Regions from separate parts of the Homo sapiens genome. Here region 1 is linked to region 2. A link is an interaction called in ENCODE POLR2A ChIA-PET data of the cell type or tissue named here. Cell type or tissue: PC-9. All regions are shown on one strand.

Region 1 (4,000 bases), 230 kb before region 2:
ACACTGTCGCCCAGGCTGGAGTACAGTTGCGTGATCTCTTCTTGCTGCAGCCTCTGCCTCCCGGGTTCAAGTAATTCTCCTGCCTCAGCCTCCTGAGTAGCTACAATTACAGGCACCCACCACCACGCCTGGCTAATTTTTTGTATTTTTAGTAGAGATGGGGTTTCACGTGTTAGCCAGGATGGTCTCGATCTTCTGACCTCGTGATCCACCCATCTCGGCCTCCCAAAGTGTTGGGATTACAGGCGTGAGCCACCACGCCCGGCCCAGTCTCCCCATTTAGAGTAGGGAGTAGGTAGGTAGGCAGACATGAGCCCGGTGGGAGACGCCCCCCTGCTACAAGGTGATGATCAGGTGGTTGTTAAACTGTTTCTCTAAAATAATAATTGGGCCGCTGGTCCTAGGGAAAGGCAGGCTCCCAATAGACAGAAAACACCTGGAGCTGGTGATTGGCAGCTTCCTGATAAGATCTCAGGAGCCGGGCAAGTCAGCTCAAGCATGTGCACCAAGAGGCAATCGGTAGAGGTTTTGTTTGTTTGCTTGTTTTTAGACAGAGTCTTGCTCTGTTTCCCAGGCTGGAGTGCAGTGACGCAATCTCAGCTCACTGCAACCTCTGTGTCCTGGGTTCAAGTGATTCTCGAGCCTCAGCCTCCCAAATAGCCAGGACTACAGGCGCATGTCACCATGCCCCACTAATTTTGTATTTTTGGTAGAGATGGGGTTTTGCCATGCTGGCCAGGCTGGTCTTGAACTCCTGACCTCAGTGATCCACCCACCTTGGCCTCCCAAAGTGCTGGGATTACAGGTGTGAGCCACCGCACCTGGTGGGTGGAGTTTACCTGGTATATGACCTTCCTCTAGGACCACTAGATTGGTAACGGAAAAACACCTGAAATAAGCATGTGCACAACTTCAGTAAATACACTGTTCACGTGGCCCCCCGCAAGTGCTGGCAGGCTACTGCGCATGCAGACAGCGCACCCCAGTGAAAGAATCAGGGAAGGCCAGGCGTGGTGGCTCACGCCTGTAATCCCAGCACTTTGGGAGGCCGAGGCAGGTGGATCACCTGAGGTCAGGAGTTTGAGACCAGCCTGGCCAACATGGCGAAACCCCGTCTCTACTAAATATACAAAAAAACTAGCTGGGCGTGGTGGCAGGTGCCTGTAATACCAGCTACTCGGGAGGTTGAGGCAGGAGAATTGCTTGAACCCGGGAGGCAGAGGCTGCAGTGAGCCAAGACTGCCATTGCTCTCCAGCCTGGGTGACAAGAATGAAACTCCATCTCAACAAGAAAGAATCAGGGGAGAAGAGATGTGAAACTCCAGAGCATCCCAGCACATTAAACCCCAAGTCAAAGGTCGCACTGAGCACCTCAATCTCTCAAATTGCCTGGTTGGCCCTCTTCCAAGAGTGTACTTTACTTCCTGTTTTTCCTGCTGTAAAACCTTTTAATAAATTTTCACTCCTTCGCTAAAACTTGCCTCAGTCTCACTTTCTGTCTTACTCTTCTTGGATGAATTCTTTCCTCTGATGAGGCAAGAGCCGAGTTGCAGCAGATCCGTAACCTCAAAGTATCACCTCCCCCTCAAATACTTACTAATTAGCATGGAGGTTTTAACGTATGTTCACACATTCTTATACCCCTTTGAGTGGGGCTGGACTTAGTGACTCACTGCAAAGGATTACAGCAGTATCATTCGCCTGACAGTTTCTTTCTTTCAGCACTCTGAATATATCATCCCATTCTCTCCTGGCCTTTAAGTTTTCTGAAAAGTACTTTAAGTTTTCTGAAAGCACTGATACTTTCCCTCCTGAGAGCTGGTTGTTAAACATTTGCAGCAGGCCACGGTGATTTGCTTACCTTTGACGTTTTCCCCAAAACATTCACATTCGCCTTGATAGACATTTCTGCCAATTGCCCCCTAAAATTAAATATCAACGCATAAGATTTTGTTGGGTAGGGCTGAGCCTTGGAGAGCACCAACACAAGGTAATATCTGAGCAACTTGCTTGTACCACTATTAACAACCTTTATGCAACATCCTTCGACAGAGTGAGTGGTGCATTTGTTACAATGGATGAGCCTGCACTGACAAATCATTGTCACCCAGAGTCCACAATTTACATCAGGGCTTACTCTTGGTGTTGTACATTCTGTGATTTGAAAAAATGTGTAGTGATGTTGCAGTATCATACGGTAGTTTCCCTGCCCTAAGAATCCTCTGTGCTCCACCTATTCACAAATAGATTTTCAACAGTCTTTTGAAGGATTGCCAAACAGATTTTAAACAAATTTGACAAGTGGATTATCTGGAATATGATAAAGAGGTTGCAGCTAGGAAGAGTAACTTCTTCAGATCAGAGAATGGGGAGGGAGCCAGCTTTCTTTTTTTTCTTTTTTTTTTTTTTTTTGAGACCAAGTTTCCCTCTTGTCGCCCAGGCTGGAGTGCAATGGTGTGATCTCAGCTCACTGCAACCTCCACCTCCCAGGCTCAAGCGATTCTCCTGCCTCAGCCACCTGAGTAGCTGGGATTACAGGCACGCGCCACCACGCCCAGCAAATTTTTGTATTTTTAGTAGAGACGGGGTTTCACCATGTTGCCCAGGCTGGTCTCGAACTCCTGACCTCAGGTGATTTACCCACCTTGGCCACCCAAGGTGCTGGGATTACAGGCGTGAGCCACCACGCCCAGCCGGGAGCCAGCTTTCATTATCACTGTAGAGATTGATGGGTTTTGGTTCCAGGCACACACATGACTTATTCAAAAAGTAAAGTAAGACCTTCAAAGCTAGAGTCATGTAAAAATCATCTAAAAAAAGAAATTGCACAAGAATCTCTGAGAACATTTTGATGGAGAAGAACCATGACTGACAGGTGTCAAAACATACTATAAGTTTGGCTTGAGTTTCACCAGGGACAAAGCCTGTGACAAGGATTTTGATACAAGTGGTTTATCTGGGAGGAGGTTCCAAGAAGTACCAGAAGACAAGGGGGAAAGTGAAGAGGGGCAGGTAGGAAAAGGAAGGAAGCCAATTTACAGGCATGGACGAGCTTATGACCCATGTGGGCAACTGGGGCTCAGTTTCTCCAGGAGCCTCTGGTAGATGATGTAGAATGGGGGTCCCTGTCCCCTGGGCCACCAGTACTAGTCCGTGGCATCTTAGGAACCAGGCTGCACAGCAGGAGGTGAACAGAGGGCGAGCGAGTGAAGCTTCATCTGTATTTACAGCCACTCCCCATTGCTTGCATTACTGCCTGAGCGCTGCCTCCTGTTGGATTAGCGGTGGCATTAGATTCTCATGGGAGTGGGAACCCTATTGTACACTGTACACACGAGGGATCTAGGTTGCACACTCTTTATGAGAATCTAATGCCTGGTGATCCATCGCTGTCTCTCATCACCCCCAGATGGGACCATCTATTTGCAAGAAAACAAGCTCAGGGCTCCCACTGATTCTACATGATGGTGAGCTGTATAATTATTTCATTATATTCTACAGTGCAATAATAATAGAAATAAAGTGTACAATAAATGTAATGTGCTTGAATCATCCTGAAATGATCCCCTTCCCCTGGTCCGTGGAAAAATTGTCTTCCATGAAACTGGTCCCCGGTGCCAAATAAGGTGGGGACCACTGATATCAAATAAGCCGCAGCCAGTTATGGTGGCTCACGCCTGTAATCCCAGCACTTTGGGAGGCCGAGGCAGGTGGATCACCTGAGGTCAGGAGTTCGAGACCAGCCTGGTCAACATGGTGAAACCCTGTCTCAACTAAAAATACAAAAAAAAAAAAAAAAAGAAAAAATTACCTGGGAGTGGTGGCACGTACCTGTAATTCCAGCTAGTTGGGAGGCTGAGGCAGAATCGCTTGAACCTGGGAGGTGAAGGTTGCAGTGAGCTCAGATCGTGCCATTGCACTCCAGCCTGGGTGACAAGAGCAAAACTCCGTCTCAAAAAACAAAAGCAAACAAACAAAAAACAACAACAAAAACAAGCCT
Region 2 (4,000 bases):
ATATAAATATAAATAAATATAAAAATATTTTTTAGCCGGGCGCGATGGCTCATGCCTGTAATCCCAACACTTTGGGAGGCCTGAGGCAGGCGGATCACGAGGTCAGGAGATCGAGACCATCCTGGCTAACACGGTGAAACCACGTCTCTACTAAAAGTACAAAAAATTAGCCAGGCGTGGTGGCGGGCGCCTGTAGTCCCAGCTACTTGGGAGTCTGAGGCAGGAAAATGGCGTGAACCCGGGAGGAGGAGCTTGCAGTGAGCCGAGATCGCGCCACTGCACTCCAGCCTGGGCGACTGAGCGAGACTCCGTCTCAAAAAAAAAAAAAAAAAAAGAAAAATTTTTTTACATAGATTATATATAGATGAGCAGCATCTCTCTCTCTATATATATATGTGTGTATATATATGTGTGTGTATATATATATATATGTTCCATATACCCAGGATTCAACCAACCTTGGATCTAAAATATTCAGGAAAAAAAAATTGCACCTGCGCAGACCATTTACAGACTATTTTCCCCGTTTTTCCCTAAATAATACAGTATAATGACTATTTACATAGCATTTACATTGTATTAGGTATTATAAGTAATCTCGAGATGATTTAAAGCAAGCTTGTCCACCCTGCTGCCCACGGGCTGCACGTGGCCCAGGATGGCTTCGAATTTGGCCCAACACAAATTCATAAACTTTGTTAAAACATTATGAGATTTTTTTTTTTTTTTTGCGATTTTTTTTCTTTTAGCTCATCAGCTATCTTTAGTGGGGTTTTTTGGTTTGTTGGTTTTGAGACGGTGTCTTGCTCTGTTGCCCAGGCTGGAGTGCAGTGATACAAACTCGGCTCACTGCAACCTCTGCCTCCAGAGTTCAAGTGATTCTCCTGCCTCAGCCTCCCAAGTAGCTGAGATTAAAGGTGCCTGCCACACGCCTGGCTAATTTTTGTATTTTTAGTAGAGACGGGGTTTCACCATGTTGGCCAGGCTGGTCTTGAACTCCTGACCTCAGTGATCCAACCGCCTTGGCCTCTCAAAGTGCTGGGATTACAGGTGTGTGCCACTATGCCCAGCTATAACTGTTAGTGTATTTTATGTGTGGTCCAAGACAATTCTTCCAATGTGGCCCAGGGAAGCCAAAAGATTGGACACCCCTGATTTAAAGTATACTGAAGGGGCTGGGTGTGGTGGCCCACAACTGTAATCCCAGAACTTTGAGAGGCCTAGGTGTGAAGATCGCTTGAGCCCAGGAGTTCAAGACCAGCCTGGGCAACATAGTGAAACCCTGTCTCTACAAAAAAAAAAAAAAAAAAAAAAAAAAAAAAAATTTTTAATTAGCCAGGCATGGTAGCATGTGTCTATAGTCCTGGCTACTCTGGAGGCTGAGGCAGGAGGATTGCTTGAGCCTAGATGTTTGAGGTTGCAGTGAGCTATGATAGCGTCACTACACTCCAGCCTAGGCTACAGTGCAAGACCCCGTCTCTAAAATAAATTAAAGGCCAAGTGCGGTGGCTCACGCCTGCAATCCCAGCATTTTGGGAGGCCAAGGCAGAAGGATCGCTTGATAGTTTCAGCCCAGGAGTTGGAGACCAGCCTGGGCAACATAGTGAGACCCCCGTCTCTAAAAAAAGTAAGAGTAAAATGGGCAAAAGATCTGAATAAAAACTTCTCCAAAGAAGATATACAAATGGCCAATAGGCACATAAAAAGCTGTTCAACGTCAAGTCATTAGAGAAATGCAAAGCAAAACCACAATGACATACTACACTTCACACCCACAAAGATGGCTAGAATTACAAAGGGTTAGAGAGAATGTAGAGAGACTGGAATTCACATACACTGTCAGTGGAAATGTAAAATGGTGCCGCTGCTTTGGAAAACAGTCTAGCAAAGAAACAAACAAACACACAGTGCTTAAAAAAATTAAAAATAGAGGCTGGCCATGGTGGCTCACATCTGTAATCCCAGCACTTTGGGAAGCTGAGGTGGATGGATCACTTGAGGTCAGGAGTTCAAGACCAGCCTGACCAATATGGTGAAACCGTGTTTCTACTAAAAATACAAAAATTAGCTGGGCGTGGCAGCGTGTGCCTGTAATCCCAGCTACTCAGGAGGCTGAGACAGGAGAACTGCTTGAACCTAGGAGGCAGAGGTTGCAGTGAGCTGAGATCGCGCCACTGCACTCCAGCCTGGGCGACATAGCGAGACTCCCTCTTAAAAAAAAAAAAAATTGAATTGGCTTATAACCCAGCAATTCAACTCCTAGGTATATACCCAAGAGAAATGAAAACATATGTCCAAGCACTTTGGGAGGCCAAGGTGGGAGGATCACTTGAGCCCAGGAGTTTAAGACCAGCCTGGGAAACATAGTGAGACCCCACCTTTAAAAAAATAAATAAAATATATGTCTACACAGAAGCCCTTACATAAGGCCGGGTGCAGTGGCTCATGCCTGTAATTCCAGCACTTTAGGAGGGTGAGGCAGGCGGATCACCTCAGGTCAGGAGTTCAAGACCATCCTGGCCAACATGGCGAAACCCTGTCTCTACTACAAATACAAAAATTAGGTGGGCATGGCCAGGTGCAGTGGCTTATGCCTGCCTCAGCTTCCCGTGTAGCTGGGACTACAGGCATGCGCCACCATGCCTGGCTAATTTTTTTTGTTTGTTTTTTGTAGAGACTGGGTTTTGCCATGATGCCCAGGCTGGTCTCGAACTCCTGGACTCAAGAGATCCTCCCGCCGCGGCCTTCCAAAGTGCTGGGATTACAGGCGTGAGCCACTGTGCCCAGCCTAAAGTATATACTTTAAATGGGTAAATTGTATAGTACATGAATTATAGCTCAATAAAACCATTACACCCCCCCAAAAAATATTGTTTCACTTGAGGCCCACTGACTTCCTTTTTTATTTCTTAGAGATCAACCTATTTCTTCCCACCACACAACATTTGCACAAGCTCTTCCTTCTGCCTAGAATGACCTTTCCTCCCACCTGCACCCAGTTTGTTCCTCCCCCTCCTTCCTTCTTAGGTCATGCCCTTAGAGGTGCCACCCTGTCTAAGCCAGACTTTGTAGTGCCAAGATCATTTCCTTTGTGACACTAAGCACTTATGATTTTACAAGAATTTGTGTAATCCTTTGAGTCATGTCTCTCAGAATACGGTGGGCTGCCCAAGGGCAGGGACCACTAAGGGTTTTCCCTGCCCACTTTTTTTTTTTTTTTTTTTTTGAGACAGGGTCTCACTCTGTTGCACAGGCTGGAGTGCAGGGGTGCGATCTCAGCTCACTGCAACCTGTCTCCTGGGTTCAAGTGATTCTCCTGCCTCAGGCTCCCGAGTAGCTGGGACTAGAGGCGCCCGCCATCGTGCCTGACTAATTTTTGAATTTTTAGTAGAAATGGGGTTTCACCATGTTGGCCAGGATGGTCTCGAACTCCTGACCTCAAGTGATCCTCTCACCTCGGCCTCCCAAGGTGCTGGGATTACAGGCGTGAGCCACCGTGCCCAGCCATTTTCCTGCCTCTTGTCCAGCCAGCAGCACACAGTTCGAGATGGGGCAAATGCTGGGTAAACACGTTTCTTTCTTCTTTGGGTAGCCTGACCAGCTAGAAACCTTCCTGTTCCATCCCTTTATAAATAAGGAACTGAAACCGCCCAGAAATGGAGAGATTCCTTCTTTATCCACCACACCAACCTGTCTGGTACCCAGTGAAGCTCCACCTGCCAAAACACTGCAGGGACCCCTGGGTGAGGCACAGTCCCAGGAGATATAAACACATGCTGGAACCTTCTAAGACAGAATTTCCAGACTGTGGCCAGGTGCCGAGGATCACGCCTGTAATCCCAGCACTTTGGGAGGCTGAGGCGAGTGGATCACTTGAGGCCAGGAGTTTGAGACCAGCCTGGCCGACATGGTGAAACCCCATCTCTAGTGCAACTACAAAAATTAGCCAGGCGTGGTGGCACGTGACTGTAGTCCCAGCTTCGAGGGAGGCTGAGGTGGG

The links. Peaks named below come from ENCODE experiments on the same cell type or tissue, not always from the same donor. Only the 100,000 strongest peaks of a DNase experiment are listed, where the experiment ranks them.
Region 1: POLR2A ChIA-PET joins it to region 2 with 9 read pairs; 2 of 35 experiments call an interaction of 5 or more read pairs at or near these places.

What each region holds. Positions count from the first base shown.
Region 1 is chr19:7,770,467-7,774,466 of GRCh38, reverse strand. It overlaps LOC105372263 (a long non-coding RNA gene), which reads right to left and starts at 3,845. Exons shown (of 5, transcript XR_001753858.2): 1 at 3,812-3,845; 2 at 1,862-1,922. In PC-9, no CTCF peak of the experiment used is centred here; DNase peaks (open chromatin) are centred at 496 and 1,616; H3K4me3 peaks cover 404 bases.
Region 2 is chr19:7,545,136-7,549,135 of GRCh38, reverse strand. The region is part of intron 13 of PNPLA6 (patatin like domain 6, lysophospholipase); the gene reads right to left. Among named protein-coding and RNA genes, the nearest start is that of PNPLA6, 11 kb to the right of the region's middle. In PC-9, no CTCF peak of the experiment used is centred here; no DNase peak of the experiment used is centred here.